Regions from separate parts of the Homo sapiens genome. Here region 1 is linked to region 2. Evidence: read pairs that join two places in POLR2A ChIA-PET (ENCODE). Cell type or tissue: IMR-90. All regions are shown on one strand. Each heading gives the region's core, and the rest is flanking DNA. Links, peaks and the distances in the headings are about the cores only.

Region 1 (8,980 bases), core at 407-8,406, 96 kb after region 2:
AATACAAAAATTAGCCAGGCATGGTGGTGTGTGCCTGTAATCCCAGCTACTAGGGAGGCTGAGGCAGAAGAATCACTTGAACCTGGGAGGCAGAGGTTGCAGCGAGCCAAGATCATGACATTGCACTCCAGCCTGGGCAACACAGTGAGATTCCGTCTCAAAAAAAAAAAAAAAAGAAGTGAAAGAGACACCAGAGATCTCTCTCACCACACACTCACAAAGAAGAATCATGGAAAAACACAGTGAGAAGGCAGCTGTTTATAAACCAAGAAGAGAGTCCTCATCAGGAACCAACACTGACGGTACTTTAATCTTGGACTTCTAGCCTCCACAGCTATGAGAAAATAACTTTCTGTGATATAATCTGCTCAGTCTTTGGTATTTTGTTACGACAGCTCTAGCAGACTAACATAGAGGCCCAGACTGGTAATAACTGTATTGGTTTATTTTTCTGGAGTGATGGTAAAGGATGGTGGGTAGGTTGGGCAGCAATCTTTGACTCCTGGAAACATTGATGGGTAGAATCTAACAGTTATTGTATTTAGACTTCTTTTCTCTATAGATTTTCCTTCAATAACAACAAGTGTTGCATTTTCAAAACTGCTATCCCAAGAAAGAGAGGAAGAAAAGGAAAGCACAAGCTAGTAAAAGAAAGAGGAGAAGAGAAAGGGAAGCTGATAAAAGCGTTATTCTTGATGTATAATGACTTAGACAAAAGATGTATAGCAACACAGATATATATCTAGTATATATAGTAGACATGATAAATATTTGTTAATGAATGAAACCTAGAGTCTTGGAACATACCGAGACAATTCAAACTATCCTTCAAGTAAAGCATTTATAAATACTAAATCTCTTTAGTAGTGACATGTATTGAGTGTTTACTATATGCTGGAACTTGGGTCAAATATTTTACGTTTCTGTTTGTTAAATTTTTACAAGAAGCTCATAAGTGAGTTATAATTAGCATTCCATTTGCAGATGAGGCTTAGAGATGTGTAGACATTCATCCAATGTCACAGTACTCAGTGATAGAGCTAGGACTTACATCTATAGCTGTCTGACTTGAAGTCTGAGGTCTGAGCCACTGCAATATTTATTTTTCAAGAAACATGCAGAAATGAGGAATATACTGGTGATCTAATCCTTCTTCTTCAAACAAGGTGGCAACATTTGGCATATTACCCATTAATTCTCCATTCCATGACTTAAGCTGAGTATTTTTGATATATTTGGTTAATTATGATATTTATATGGTTTGGCTGTGTCCCCCGCAAATCTCATCTTGAATTGTAGTTTCCATAATCACCACATGTCATGGGAGGGACCCAGTTGGAGGTAATTGAATCATGGGGCAGTTACATCCATGCTGTTCTTGTGATAGTGAGTGAGTGCTCATGAGATCTGATGGTTTTATAAGAAGATTTCCCCTGACTTCTCTCTCTACTTCTCTTTGCTGCTGCCATATGAAGAAAGACGTGTTTGCCTCCCCTCTGCCATGATTGTAAGTTTCCTGAGGCCTCCCCAGCTGTGCAGAACTGTGAGTCAAGTAAATCTCTTTCCTTTATAAATTACCCAGTCTTGGGTATGTCTTTATTAGCAGTGTGTGAATGGACTAATACAGTAAATTGGTACCACAGAGAGTGGGGAGCTGCTGTAAAAATACCCAAAAATGTGGAAGTGATTTTGGAACGGGGTAACAGGAAGAGGCTGGAATGATTTGGAGGGCTTAGAAGAAGACAGGAAAATGTGGGAAATTTTGGAACTTCCTAGAGACTTGTTGAATGGTTTTGACCAAAATGCTGACAGTGATATGGACAATGAAGTCCAGGCTGAGGTGGTCTCAGATGTGGATGAGAAACTTCTTGGGAACTGGAGCAAAGGTGGCTCTTATTATGCTTTAGCAAAGAGATGGGTAGCATTTTGCCCCTGCCCTAGAGATCTGTGGAACTTTGAACTTGAGAGGGATGATTTAGGGTATCTGGCAGAAGAAATTTCTAAGTGGCAAAGTATTCAAGAGGAAGCAGAACTTAAAAGTTTTGAAAATTTGCAGCCCAATGACAAAGCAACAGAAAAGAACAACTCATTTTCTGGAGAGAAATTCAAGCCTGCTCTAGAAATTTGCATAAGTAACAAGGAGCCAAATGTTAATCACCAAGACAATGGGGAAGATGTCTCCAGGTCATGTCAGAGACTTTCATGGCAGCCCCTCCCATCAAAGACCCAGAGGTCTAGGAGAAAAAATGGTTTCATGGGCCAGGCCCAGGGCCCCCACCACTGCTGTGTGCAGCCTAGGGACCAATACAGATATTTAGTGGTCAATGTTTCTTTTCTCTTTTCAGAAGTACATTCTAAAAGAATTATAATTAAAAATTAATTATATGAAAAATATTTCATAAGTGTTGGAGCTACAAAGCAAAATAAATAAATAAATAAACCTGACAATAAGAAATCTCATAGGGTCTTTTTCAGGCTTAACTGTTTTATCAGAGGACATGTGGAAAAATATTTTAAAACTCCAATGCTGAGTGTAATAACTTACTTATTTATCAATAGAGATTTATGTTTAAATTAGGTTTTCTTCAGAAATCATACTTGGGAAGACAGTGTTTCTGAATTTTCATTTTAAAAAATTGTCTTTAATGGTTGGTCTTAAATTTTTCATTGGATCCTTTTACATTTGTTTTATTTTCCTTGAAAAGGATATAAAGTTACTAAGTTTACATGTATCTTTATCTGAGTTTCATTTGAGGATTTATCTCAATAGCTCTGCCAAGATTTATTTTTCACATCCTGATAGTATTATCAAACAAGAGGGAGCATGTCCTGTCTACTGATTATCCAGAAAGAAAACATCCAGGTTGGTTTCGTTTCATAGAAAATATGTTGTTAAAAAGAATGTGGAAACATAATTAAAAGATTGAGTGGAGTGCTATACATTCTTTACACTTTAAAAACCTGCTTATGGAATTGGAGAAACTCCTCCCTACAAACACACTATATTAATAAAGTTTATATCCCCCAAGCCTCATAGCTGCATTTACGTATTTTCTCAGACCTAATCATAAACAATATCAAGGAAAAGAGTAAATTGATAAGGGAAATAATTATGCTCAAGTCAACATAAACTGCCACTTCAGGCTTGTAAATAAATATGGAAGCAGTAAATATGAACAAACACAAACAAAAAAAACAAGCACTTTGGCCAGTTAAATGGAGATAAGGTATAATATTTTTCTTCTTTTTTGTTTTTATAAATACAATTATGTTTATTTAAAGGCCTTTTAATTCCTTTAACCCTGTAAAAGGCATTGTATTTTTTAATTAACAAATAATAATTATATATATTTATGGAGTACATAGCAATATTTTGATACATGCAATGTATAGTGATCAGATCAAGGTAATTAGCATATCCATCATCTCAAATATTTATTTTTTCTTTATGTCGGGAACAATGAATATCTTCCTTCTAGCTATTTGAAACTATGTAACATGTTGTTGTTAACTGTAGTCATCCTACAGTGCTATAGAACACTAGAAGATATTCCTCCTACCTATCCTTTAACAGCTGTTTTCTAGTCCTTCCTTCCTCTACCTGTCCTCACCTCTGATGTCCTCTGTTCTACTTTTTTTACTTCTATGAAATCAACTTTTCAGCTTCTACATATGAGTTGAGAACGTGATATCTCACTGTCTCTTCCTGGCTTATTTCAATTAACATAATGTCTTCCAGTCCATTCATACTTCTGCAAATGCCAAGATTTCATTATTTTTTATGGAGGAATACTATTCCATTGTGCACATATCACATATTATTTATTTATTTATCTGTTGTTGGACACCTAGGTTGATTTCATATCTTGGCTATTGTGAATAGTGTTGCAATAAACATGGGGGTGCAGATGTCACCGATATATTTTTTTCCTTTGGATAAATGCCTAGCAGTGCAATTGCTGGATGATATGGTAGTTCAGTTGGTAGTTTCTTGAGGAACTTCCATACTGTTCTCATAGTGGTTGTACTAGCTTACATTCCTACCAGCAGCGTGTAAGAGTTTCCTTTTCCTTGCATTCTCATCAGCACTTTTTTTGTCTTTTTGATAGTAGCCATACCAACTGGAATGAGATTCTACTCCATTATAGTTTTGATTTGCATTTCCTTGATGATTTGTGATGTTAAGTATTTTTCATATATTTTTGGGCCATTTGTTTGTCTTCTTTTGAGAAATGTCTATTCAGATCATTGCCCATTTGTTAACCGGATTTTTTTTTTTTCCTGGTGAGATGTGTTCCTTGAATATTCTGAATATCAATTCCCTGTCAGATGAGTAGTTTCCAAACATTTGTCTCATTCTGTAGGTTGTCTTTTCACTCTTTTGATGGCTTCCTTTCTGTGCAGAAGGTTTTCAGTTTAATATAATCTCATTTATTTATTTTTGCTTTTGTTGCTTTTGAAGTCTTTTTCATAAAATCTTTTCCATGACCAATGTTCTGAAGCATTTCTCCTATGTATTCTTCCAGTAGTTTTATCATTTTGGGTCTCACATTTAAGTTTTTGATCCAATTTGAGTTGATTTTTGTATAGGGTAAAATATGAAGGTCTAGTTTCATTCTTGTATATATAGACATCCAGTTTTCCCAGCATCATGTTTTTGCTGACTGTCCTTTCCTGAGTGAGGGCTCTTAATACCTTTTTCAAAGATCAGTTGGCTGTAAGTACTGGTTAAATATCTGGGTTTTCTACTCTGTTCTTTTGGTCTACATATCTGTTTTTATGTCAGTAGAATGCTTGTTTGGTTGATATAGCTTTGCAGTACATTTTGAGGTCTGGGAGGATGATAACTTCAGCTTTGCTATCTTTCCTCAGGGTTGCTTTGGCTCTTTGGGGTCTTTTGTGCTTCCATACACATTTTAAGATTTTTTTTCTATTTCTGTGAAGAATGTCATTGGTATTTTCATAGAGATTTCACTGTATCTATAGATTTCTTTGAGTAGTATTGTCATTTTAACAATATTGATTCTTCTGATCCATAAACATGGGATGTCTTTTCATTTGCTTGTATCCTCTTTAATTTCTTTTTTTTTTTTTTTTTTTTTTTTTTTTTTTTAGTTTTTCTTGCAGAGATCTTTCACCTCCTTGGTAAAATTTATTCCTAGGTATTTTATTTTTTAAATTGTATTTATTATAAATGGAATTGCATTCTTTTTTTTTTTGAGACAAAGTTTCGCACTTTTCGCCCAGGCTGGAGTGCAATGGCATGATCTTGGCTCACAGCAACCTCTGCCTCCTGGGTTCAAGCAATTCCTCCACCTCAACCTCCCGACTAGCTGGGATTACAGGCACTGCCATCATGCCCTGCTAATTTTTTTTTGTATTTTTGTAGAGACGGGGTTTCACCATGTTGGCCAGGCTGGTCTTGAACTCCTGACTTCAGGTGATCCACCCGTCTCGGCCTCCCAAAGTGCGGAATTGCATTCTTGATTACTTTTTCAGCTATTTTGTTGTTCATGTATAGAAATATTAGTGATTTTTGTTTTGTTTTATTTTGTTTTTTGAGATGGAGTCTCACTCTGTTGCCCAGGCTGGAGTGCAGTGGCACAATCTCAGTTCACTGCAACCTCCGCCCCTGCTCCGGTTCAAGCAATTCTCCTGCCTCAGCCTCCTGAGTAGCTGGGACTACAGGCACCTGCCACCACACCCAGCTAATTTTTGTATTTTTAGTAGAGATGGAGTTTTATCATGTTGGCCAGGCTGGTCTCGAACTCCTGACCTCAAGTGATCGTCCCAACTCAGTCTCCCAAAGTGCTGGGATTACAGGCATGAGCCACCATGCCTGGCCCACTACTGATTTTTGTATATTAATTTTGTATCTTGCAACTGATAAATTCATTTATCAGTTCTAATAATTTTACGGTAGAGTCTTTAGGATTTTCTATATCTAAGATCATGTCATCTGCGAACAGTGACAATTTGACTTCCTCCTTTCCGATTTGGATGCCCTTTATTTCTTTTGCCTAATTGCTCTGGCTAGGACTTCCAGTACTATGTTGAATAAGAGTGGTGAGAATAGGAATCCTTGTCTTCTTCCAGTTCTTAGAGGAAAAGCTTTCAACTTTTCTCTGTTCAGTAAGATGTTAGCTGTGGATTTGTCATATATGACCTTTATCATGTGGAGCTGCTTCCTTCTCTACCTAATTTATTAGAGTTTTTATTACAAAGTGTTGTTGAATGTTATTAAAGGCTTTTTCCTGCATCTATTAAGATAATTTTATAGTGTTTGTCCTTTATTCTATTGGTGTGATATTTGACGTGTATTAATTTGCATATGTTGAACCAGGCTTGCCTTCCTGGATAAATCCCACTTGATCACAGTATATTACCATCTTGATGTGTTGTTGAATTCAGTTTGCTAGAATTTTGTTGAGGGTTTTGATTTCTATGTTCATTAGGGATATTGGCCTGTAGTTTTCTTTTTTGTTGTTGTTGTGTCCTAGTCTTGTTTTGGTATCAGGGTTAGGGTGGGCTTATAGAATGGGTTAGGAAGAATTCCCTCTGCTTCAATTTTTTTCAATAGTTTGAGAATAGTTGGTATTAATTCTTCTTTAAAGGTTTCATAGAATTCAGCAGTGAAACCATCCATTCTTGGATTTTTCTTTGGGAGACTATCTGTTGTGTTGTCTCCTTTTTCATTTCTGATTTTATTTATTTGGGTCATCTCTATTTACTTCTTAGTCTAATTGTCAATTTTGTTTACCTTTGCAAAAAACAAAATTTTTATTTTATTGATCTTTTGTATTTTTTTAGTCTCAATTTTATTTTTTTTTGCTGTTTCATTTATTTTTTCTTATTTCTTTCCTTCTACTAATTTTGAGTTTGGCTTGTTCTTACTTTTCTAGTTCCTTAAAGTGCATCATTAGGTTGTTTGTTTGAACTCTTCCCAGTTTTTTGATGTAGACATTTTATGCTAAAATTTTTATCTTACTACTCCTTTTGGTGCATCCCGTAGGTTTTGGTATGCTGTGTTTCCATTTATATTTGTGTTAAGAAATTTGAAAATTTCATTCTTAATTTTTTCTTTTCTTTCTTTTTTTTTTTTTTTTTTGAGACGGAGTCTCGCACTTTCACCCAGGCTGGAGTGCAGTGGCCCGATCTCTGCTCACTGCAAGCTCCGCCTCCTGGGTTCATGCTGTTCTCCTGCCTCAGCCTCCTGAGTAGCTGGGACTACAGGCACCTACCATCATGTCTGGCTAATTTTTTGTATTTTTAGTAGAGACGGGGTTTCACTGTGTTAACCAGGATGGTCTTGATCTCCTGACCTTGTGATCCGCCCACCTCAGCCTCCCAAAGTGCTACCATTACAGGCATGAGCCACCGTGCCTGGCCTTAATTTTTCCTTTACCTATTACTTTTTCAAGATAATGCCTTTTAATTTCCATGTATTTGTATAGTTTTGAGTGTTTATCTTGTTATTAATGTCTAGTTTCACTCTATTGTGGTAAGATAAGATACTTACTATGACTTTAAATATTTTTAACTTTTTGAGATTCATTTTGTGCTCTAACATATAGTCAATCCTAGAGAATGTTTCACGTGCTAAGTAGAATGTGTGTTCTATAGCCACAGGTGAAATATTCTGTAGATGTCTTTTAGGTCTATGGTGCAGTTTAAATTTGATGTTGTTTGTTGATTTTCTCTCTGGATGCTTTGCCTACTGCTGAGAATGAGGTGTTGAAGTCTCCAGCTGTTGTACTGGCATCTGTCTCTCTCTTTAGATCTAATAATATTTGCTTTATGTATCTTTTTTTTTTTTTTTTTTTTGAGATGAAGTCTTGCTCTGTGGCCCAGGCTGGAGTGCAGTGGCATGATCCCAGCTTACTGCAACCTCTGCCTCCCAGGTTCAAGCGATTCTTTTGTCTCAGCCTCTGAGTAGCTGGGACGACAGGAGCATGCCACCATGCCTGGCTAACTTTTTTTGTATTTTTAGTAGAGACAGGGTTTCACTATGTTGGTGAGGGTGGTCTCAAACTCCTGATCTCAGGTCATCAAACACCTGCCTCAGCTTCCCAAAGTGCTGGGATTACCAGTGTGAACCACCACTGTGCCCGGCCAGCTTTATATGTCTTGATACTCTGGTACTGGGTGCATATATTTTTATAATTGTTACATTTTCTTGCTGAATTGATTCCTTTATTATAATATGTCTTTCTTTGTCTCTTTTTACAGCTTTTAAATTGAAATCTGTTTCGTCTGATACAAGTAAATCTACTTTCATTTACATGAAATATATTTTTTCATCCCTTCATTTTCAGTCTCTGTGTGTCTATCCAAGTGAAATGAGTTTTTCTGTAGGCAGCATATAGTTGAGTTTTGTTTTTGTATACATTCAGCCAGTCTGTATCTTTCATATGGGGAATTTTACTCTTTTACATTCAAGGTTTTTTCTGTTAGGTGAGAACTTACTCCTCTTATTATATTGATTGTCTTGGGTTGTTTTGTGTATTCTTTGTCTCTTACATTCTCTCATTGTTTACATTTGCAGTGCGGTAGTTTTCTGTAGTAAAAATGTTTGACTCCTTTCTCTTTCTCCTTTGGGTATCAGCTCTACCTGTGAGTTTTCTAGTTTCACTTGTTTTCTTGATAGTGGTTATTGTTTTTTCACTTCAAGATGTAAGGCTCCCTTGAGTATTTCTTGTAATTCCAGTCGAGTGGTAATGAATTCTCTTATTTTTTGCTTATATGTGAAAAATTTTATTTTGTCCTTCATTTCCAGAGGAGAGTGTTGCTGGCTATAATAATCTTGATTGGTAGTTTTTTCTCTCAATACTTTGAATATACAATCCAATTCTCCCCAAACCTGTAAGGTTTCTGCTGAGAAATCTGCTGTTAGTGTAATGGGGATTTCCATATATTTAACGTCACGCTCTTATGCTCCTTTTAAAATACTATTTTTTTTTTAATTTTGACAATTTGAGTA
Region 2 (8,960 bases), core at 1-8,000:
TATAATCATTTAAACTGCAAAAATGGAGCTCAATGGACTCAACATACAATAGCAAGCATAAGATCAAAACATGAGATAACTATGTAAAAATGGACATTGGAGAGATGGGGGAAAGAATGAAGGTGAATTTTTGTTTGCTTTTTTTTTTTTAACGGCTTTGGGTTATTAATTTGTATACCATAAAATTCACCCGATTAATTTTTGGTAAATTTACACAGTTGTGCAACCATCACCACAATCCAATTTACACTTGATCTTTAGCCAAAAAGCTGAGAATTTGTCACAGTCCAATTTTAGAACACTTCCATTACCCCAAGAAGTCCCCTTATGCCCATTTGCAGCCAATCCCTGCTTCATCTCCAGCCTCAGGCAACCAATATTTGTCTTCTGCCCCTATAGTTTTGCTTCTTATAGAAATTTCATATAAATTGAATTTTACAATATGCAGTTTGTGTCTGGCTTATTTCACTCAGCATAATGTTTTTGATGTTTATCTACACCATTGCACATAACAGTAGTTTGCTCCTTTTTATTGCTGTGTGGTATCGTAGTTTATAGCTATATGGCATTTTGTTTATTCACCTGTTAATACATATTTGGGATATTTCCATATTTTGGCTTTTATAAATTATTTATAAAAACAGCATTATGCTGTAATGAAGTCCTTGTGAGGATATGTGTTTTCATTTATTTTAAGTAACACCTAGGAGTAGAATTGCTGGGTTGTATGGAAAGTATATATTTAACATTTTGTAAAAATTATCAAACTGTTTTTCAAAATGTTTCTAACATGTTGATCCAGATGTACTAAAATTTACATTCCCACCATTAATGTATGATGGTTCAGTTTCTCCGCATCCTCACTCACAGTTGGAACTATCTTTTTCACTGTAGCCTGTGGTGGTTAATTTTAGGTATCAGCTTGACCAGGTTAAGAGATATCCAGATAGCTGATAAAGCATTATTTCTAAAGCATTATTTCTGGGTGCATCCGTGAGGATGTTTATGGAAAAGAGTGGCATTTGAATCAGTGGACTGAGTAGAGAAGATCCACACTCTACCACCATTGTGGCTGAGCATCATCCAATCTGTTGAGGGCCTAGATAAAACAAGAGGCAGAGGGAGGGGAAATCCTCTGTTTCTTCTGGAACTGGGACATCCACCTTCTCCTGTTCTTAGACATCAGAACTCCAGGTTCTTGGGCCTTTGGATACTGAGACTTTATATACATATACCATTGGTTCTGTTCTCTGGAGAAGGCCTGACTAATATGTGGCCCATCTAGGATGTTTTGAACAGAAAGAACGTATTCTAGTTTTCAGCTGGTTCAGAAATAGGATCAAAACAAGCCACCACTGGCCCCCGACAAAATCTCCTTTTCTGAATGGTCTTAAAGAATGAAAATTTACAGGATTCAAAAGCTTGTGCAACATTCTCCTTATGGTTTTTTAAATTGCGTATTTTTCAATTTCCTTCAATTAATCTGTTTTATCAACTTGAGCTTCATATCATATCAAAGGCTTACCAGAAAGCACCTTGCTACCCCATGGATTTGCTTATGAGTAGGACAAAACAGGATCCTTCAACTACAGAGGAATCTTTCTATATCTCTTATTCTAAAATGTTAAATGTCAAACCAGGATTCTCACCCCAGTCTAAGCTAGTTTGTATCCACCCCCTCTACATGTAGATAATTTCTGTAGCTATAAAATAAACCTTTGGAGTACCACTTAGCTTACCAGGCATTGCTAATTGTCTTTCCCTTTAACTGCTTAACTCAACTTATATATGTTTTCAATTTCTTGACCATTCATTAAAAAATGATGGTGTACTACTTGCTTAAAGTTTCCCTGGAGGGTAAAAAACACATGTTATATATTTGTGTATTTATGATATAACTGATTCCCTTTCTTGGAAAGGATCTGATTGACAGATGCTAATTTTGACTGGATAAATGTAAGGTAATATCCCTACACAATTTTCACGAGAATTGTGCCAGGGAAGCCACACAAAGCAAATTGCCACATGCCACATTTAAATTAACAAAGGTGTGCTTCAGTGGTCTTCCTACTAAGATGTCTGCTGCTTTCTTATTCCATGAAGGATTTTTTCCAAACTTAACTACATAATGAAATAGCCTCATTTCCTACACTAAAAGGCTGCTACAGGGCCAGTAGCCCCCATGAGTTAGCCATCAGTCCTTCCTGTATTTACCTAATTGTGCTGTTTTCCTTCATGGAGGTTTCAAGGTGTTAACAGGCAAGAAGGCAGAGATGCCTTGTGACAGCCAGGAGAAGGCTAGCTGTTGCCAAGATGCATCACCTAGGGCATCACCATGATCTGGCCCTTGCAGACATTTGCAAGCTTCATTTCAGTTCCAGGGTCATAGCTCAAAGCACACAAATCTGATTAAATCAGTATGTGCGTACAGTAGTCTCCCCCATATCTGTGGTTTCACTTTCCATGGTTTGTTACCCATGGTCAACTACAGTCCAATATATTAAATAGAAAATTCCAGAAACAGACAACTCATATGTCTTAAATCACGCACCATTCTGAGTAGCATGATGAAAGTCACGAAGGAGCCTTCTCCATTATTATCATATCAACTGTTGCAGGATGATGGTGTTTGTGTTCAAGTAACCCTATTTTACTTAATAATGGCCCCAAACCATAAGAATAGTGATGCTGGAATAATATTATAATCGTTTTATTTTTTATTAATTATTGTTATTAATCTTTGTCTAATTTATAAATTAAACTTTATCATAGGTATGTATACAGAAAAAATATAGCATATATAGGGTTCAGTCCAGTGTCAGACATCCACTGAGGTCTTGGGGGATCCTCAGAGGATAAGAAGGGGACCGCTGTGCATTATCTCACCATGATGAAAATATCTTTCAAGTAACAGAATGCCACCTCTCCTTGTATTAATAATTAAGTAATCATCAAAAGTTTTCTTGGTATGTGCAGAATTAAAATAAAAGGAGTGGACAGTTCTGAGAGGTGTTTCATCCAGGTCTTGATGTTCCACAAGCCTGTCTGTCAAGGCTGCCATCGACAAATATGCAGTGTACAACCTGCATGACTATACAGGTGGAGGTGGTCCCACTTTCTCTTGTAAACTGTATTGATCACGTCTTAGCTTGGCTTCTCTGGCCTCTGGATAATTTAGGACCACACTTCTAACATATGCTTCTGCAGACCCCTCAATTCTCTGTTGTCTTTTTCTTTTTTTTGGAGATAGAGTCTTGCGCTGTCTTCCAGGCTGGAGTGCAGTCGTGCAATCTTGGCTCGCTTCAACCTCTGCCTCCTGGGTTCAAGCAATTCTCCTCCCTCTGGGATTATAGGCGCGTGCTACCATGCCTGGATTTTTGTATTTTTAGCAGAGATGGGGTTTCACCATGTAGGCCAGGCTGGTCTTCAACTCCCGACCTCAAGTGATCCACCCGCCTTGGCCTCCCAAAGTGCTGGGATTACAGGCATGTTGCCATATAAGGCAACATATTCAGAGGCTCTGGGAATTGGGTGTGAATATCTTTGAGAGGCCATTATCCTGCCTACCGTTAAGAGGGAAGCATTGATAACATCTTGAGACCGTTTAAACCAGTGGTACCCAGTCATAAGTGACCGTGCTGCCTGCAGGGGACATTTAGTAATGGCTAGAGACATTTTTTGGTTGTCACAACTAGGAGAGGACTGCTACTGGACATCTAGTTGGTAGAGGCCAGGGATGCTACTAAATATCCTATAATACACAGAATAGCATCCACAACGAAGAATTATCTAGCACAAAAATATCAATAGTGATTGAGTTGAGAAACCCTGATTTAAAGCACAAGATTCCTTGAAATCTAAGTTAGGGAGGTTACAATGCAATGGAAATCAGTTTCAGGATTCAGACTTACACGGAAAAGTCTGCAAAATCACATACAAGTTTTATAACTCTAAGTTTTTGATGACCTTATAGGGTAAATAAGCGATGAATAATACTTTGAAGCATTTTGATCCCTGCCTTAAGTTGTTATTTCTTAAGTGGTATTTGTTTTACTTTAGGTCTGGTGTAATCTTTCATACTGATGCATTACACATATAGGCAAGTTAATTTAAAGTATACATAAACATCATTTTATGTACATCATAAATATTTAAATCCTAGATGCTCAGATTTTAAATATGTAACACCAAACAGATTTGAAACAGCCTTCTGCAATATTTTACTTCTGTCTTGGTATGGCTTGACTTCTGTATTCCTTGACTTCAAAGAATCAAAGATAAGTACATTTGCTATGACATTCCCTTCCACTGGAAGAAAGGTTCAAGTTGGGGCCATCTTTCATATAATGTAAGCACCCTGAGTGTCAATACTTGCTTTTCCCATTCTCAAGAATTTCTGAGCTCAGGTTTGAACCCACCCACTCTCTTAAAGTGACCTATAGACTTGCTGGTAAGATATTTTATATTTTTTCAACATCTCTCTTTTCATATTTCTTTCTTTTCTTTTTTTTTTTTTTTTGAGATGGAGTTTCAGTCTTGTTGCCCAGGCTGTAGTGCAATGGCGCAATCTCAGCTCACTGCAACCTCCACCTCCTGGGTTCAAGCAATTCTCCTGCCTCAGCCTCCTGAGTAGCTGGAATTACAGGCATGCGCCACCACACCCGGCTAATTTTGTATTTTTAGTAGAGATGGGTTTTCTCCATGTTGGTCAGGCTGGTCTTGAACTCTCGACCTCAGGTGATCTGCCCGCCTCAGCCTCCCAAAGTGCTGGGATTACAGGCGTGAGCCACCGTGCCCAGCCTTCTCTTTTCACATTTCTTTTTCTTTCCATCTACTCTACTCTGGCCACTCTTCTTTAATACTTGCTTTTGTCCAAGATTTCCTCTAGGGTTTTCCTAATTTGCAACAACTTCTAAAAGAAATAGTTGTATTTTTCTGTGGCAGAAAAGATTTCCTAACCAGCAGAAGACTGTGTGTGTGTGTGTGTGTGCGCGCACGAGTGTGTGTGTTTATGAGTATGCAGAGTGTATCCATGAGGGTGTGTGTCATCTTATTTATTCTCCTAGGAAGAATAGTAACTACCAATGTGAACAAGTATTCTAATGGCTTGTGAACCAACAGAGCAGAATGAAGAAAAATATACAGCTATACAGCAACCTTGTTTACCACTGAAGTTATTTCTATTGTATACATTTCTCTGCCAAGATACATCCTGCAAGGTGTTTTACATTTGGTTTGATTTCTAAGCTACAATTAAAGGATACAGGTTAAATACATTTTAGTGAGTTGAGACTTGCCAAACACTATTTAAAAATCCTATCTCTAAACATTAAGTCACATTTAAGATTCCAGATTCTGAATGTCACATTGCTCCTTGGGAGGAAAAACCTGCCTAGATCTCTGAGGCAAAATCACTTGTCGTTTATAGAAATACACCTACCTAGTCAAAAAATCCAGTTTCTTCGAAAATAAAATTCAAGGAAAAGAAGAGAAAAAGGAAAAATAGTGAGAGAAGAGAGAATCTATAGATTAAGATACCAAAGAGACATGTCAAGTGTATTAAAGACAGAGGAATTAACCCTTAGTAGTCAATATGTAAGTGGAAGTTTCCCGAAACAGGACAGCCTGAGCATATAATAGGGTAGCTGGTAGAGAGAGGAAGCATAGGAGGATCTGGGGAGGAAGTAAACGTTAACTTTGACAACTTGGGCACATGCTGACTTTTGCACATGACCACGGAGATCCCCCAGCCAAGGTACCTGTGCAGCCATTTCCCTGGGGAATAAAGAAACTTCGTTTTTGGGAAAAACTTACTATGTCGAGCAGCAAATGGCTAACATCTAAATCAAGTCTCCCTCACGCTCCCCACATCACATCTCAGGGTGTCTAGTCATTGCTCTTGTGACCCAGAGCAAAAAAATCCATCAAAAAACGATACAAAAAAAAAAAAAAACCAAAGGGCACAGATTCAGGATATTAGACTATAACCTAGAATTGCCAGATATTTTCCCGTCATTTTTTTGCAAAGTTCAGTGAATAACAAAAATCCAAGTAAAGAATATCCAAGACTGGGTGCAGTGGCTCATGCCTGTAATCCCAGCACTTTGGGAAGACAAGTAGGAGGACTGCTTGATCTCAGGAGTTCAAGACCAAGCTTGGGCAACATAGTGAGACCCTGTCTCTACAAAAAAAAAAAACAAAAAAAAACAAAAAAAACAAAAAACCCACAACCTAGCCAGGAATGGTGGCAGGTGCCTATAGTCCCAGCTACTCAGGAGGCTCAGGCAGGAGGATGCCTTGAGCCCAGGAGATCAAGGCTGCAGTAAGCTGTGATCACAATACTGCACTCCAGCCTGGGTGACAGAGCAAGATCCTGCCTCAAATAAATAAATAAATAAAATTAAAAATATCCAGCAGAAAATGGTTAAAATTATTTGGAACAGTTTATTTATTTCTTATAAGACACATAGATGTTAGAAAGGAGGTTTAGAATCTCTTGTTAAAGGACACAAATATTGTGTTCATATCCCAGGTGCTGCCCTCAGCTACCACCTTCCTTTTTCTTGAAGAAAGAAGAAATACTCCCATTTTCACCACACTCCAATTGATGGGATTTATATAGCTTCATACACTTCTCTGTTTTCTGCTCTGACTTATTTTTCTTCTCTTCTAATCATTGATGTTGTTTAGCCCTTGAACCTCTTCTTAAGTTTAGCCCTTGAACCTCTTCTCTTCTTTTGAGAACTCAAATACTTCCAAGGCTTCCACTATCACTCCTAAACTGACAGATCTCAAATCCAAATTCCAGCTTCTTAAACCTCATCTCTACCTTCCTCCTGTCTATTTTCATCTTAGACCAAACACATCCACATCCACCTCATAACCTCTCTATTTCTGTGTGGGCTGCCTCCATTCTCTTTAGTCCCTTGGGTTTTAAAACTTGGCATCATTCTCAATTCATTCATTTTATTTAGCAAGTCAGTTCTACTGAGTCACCCAATTCTCCCTCCCCATTATCTCAATAGTACTCTTCTCTCACCACAGGCCAACCTCTTCAGCTTACACTTGGAGTACAGAAGCAGCCCCCACCTGCCTGCCCTCCTTTTCACTCAATCCAGTCAACCTCACATTCGCAGAATCATCTTTCACCTTTGGCCTGATCACTCCTCTGTTCAAAAATATCTGTTTCTCCTGTATTACAATATCAAGGCTAAACATGGATTTCAAGGTTCTCCATAATGTGTCCTTCTATCAAGCGTACACTTTTACTACTTCTCAATAACATAGTTTCTTTCTTTTGTGTTTGGAATTCCCTCTTCTGCACCGCCACATCTAAATTCTAGCCCTGCTTCAAGGTTCTTCCCAAATTTAAGGCTGGGTGCGGTGGCTCACGCCTGTAATCCCAGCACTTTGTGAGGCCGAGGGGGGCAGATCACCTGAGGGCAGGAGTTCGAAACCAGCCTGATCAATATGGTGAAACCCCGTCTCTACCAAAAATACAGAATTAGCCAGGCGTGGTGGTGGGTACCTGTAGTCCCAGCTACTTGGGAGGCTGAGGCAGGAGAATTGCTAGAACCCGGGAGGCGGAGATTGCAGTCAGCCGAGATCACGCCACTGCACTCCAGCTTGGGCGACAGAGCGAGACTCTGTCTCAAAATATAAAAAATAAAAAAAATAAATAAAATGAAATTTCTTCCCAGATTTTAACTTCTCCACCTAGATTTACATGCCTACATCTCACTCCCTTCTTCTCACCCACCTAGTGAGGTGCACTGAGACATTTAACACAATGATACGAAACTTACCATTTCATATGTGTTCATTTTCTTTCTTCAACTACATGGCAAGCTCCATACAAATAGCGATATAGTTTTCTATTGCCCTGCTATACAGCCCAGGGCTGAAAATAGTAATATATTTTTCAGAGTAAACAAGTTAATTAATCTACTACTTAAATATATTTTTATTTCCATTGATTATAGAGCCAGACACATAAATAATTGATCTACAATGAATAAAAGTGTAAACAAAGCAAATTAAGATTAGCATTTAATTTTAAATATTATACATCAGTTGTATAACTATTACACGTAAAAACCATTTCTTACCTGATTTTATGCAGTCTGATGACTTGCAAATACCATCTAGAAAAAGGAGAGAATATACATAAATATTGGCAACACAAATTTTTAAATTTCTATTTTTCTTTTGTTCTTTTAAAAACTGCCAATTAAATAAGCAATTTCTTAAAGCAAGAACTAAAAACTGAACATTATATATCATTGTCAGTGGTTAGAAAAAATATAAGAAAATAAAATAAGTAAAATCTAAATTTAAAATTTTGATTATGAAGAAAAATGTGTTATTATATCTTCTCTACCAACGAAGCCCCAGGCCTATTAAATTGAAATAATCAGTTGTTTTTGCTTGGTAATCATTTTTTTAACCATTAAACAATCAATCTTTTTTCATCCTTGTTGTAAAAAACTTCCAAGACTCAAATTAAATTTGTTAAATTCCTGTGAAGCCGTTTAGAATTTCAATGACACAACAAAAGTTGACTAATGACTATTACTAAAGCTGGCCATAAAATTGTGTATATTTTAATCAAATAAAACCATACTTTAGATTCCTCATAAGTAAGCGTGAGCGCACTAAATATACTTGCAATTAATAACTTAGCTCAAACATAAAAGGCACCGTACTTCAAAGTTAATTATTTTGACATATTGATGTTACATTTTATAAATGAATCTCTTTGTCAGTCTTTAAGTGCCTCTATCCTTAACACATTCGTTGGATAGATGGTAAAAGCATGGAGGAAGATTTCCTTCTCTTTTGCACTTATGGATGCACAGGTGTGGGAGTAACTCACCATCGTAGGTTGCATAGAGTGCGATCATTGTCACAGCTATGATGGTGAGGAGCAGGACAAGGACCGAGAGGCTGATCTCCAGTGG

Evidence for each region. ChIA-PET counts read pairs that join two places held together with the same protein. Peaks named below come from ENCODE experiments on the same cell type or tissue, not always from the same donor. Only the 100,000 strongest peaks of a DNase experiment are listed, where the experiment ranks them.
Region 1: POLR2A ChIA-PET joins it to region 2 with 5 read pairs; 3 of 35 experiments call an interaction of 5 or more read pairs at or near these places.

What each region holds. Positions count from the first base shown.
Region 1 is chr3:154,988,539-154,997,518 of GRCh38, reverse strand. No RefSeq gene overlaps it. Among named protein-coding and RNA genes, the nearest start is that of MME, 87 kb to the left of the region's middle. In IMR-90, for the core only: no CTCF peak of the experiment used is centred there; no DNase peak of the experiment used is centred there.
Region 2 is chr3:155,084,243-155,093,202 of GRCh38, reverse strand. MME (membrane metalloendopeptidase) reads right to left here. Exons shown (of 23, transcript NM_007289.4): 2 at 8,876-8,960; 3 at 8,109-8,144. Among named protein-coding and RNA genes, the nearest start is that of MME, 8.4 kb to the right of the region's middle. In IMR-90, for the core only: no CTCF peak of the experiment used is centred there; a DNase peak (open chromatin) is centred at 4,012; H3K27ac peaks cover 577 bases.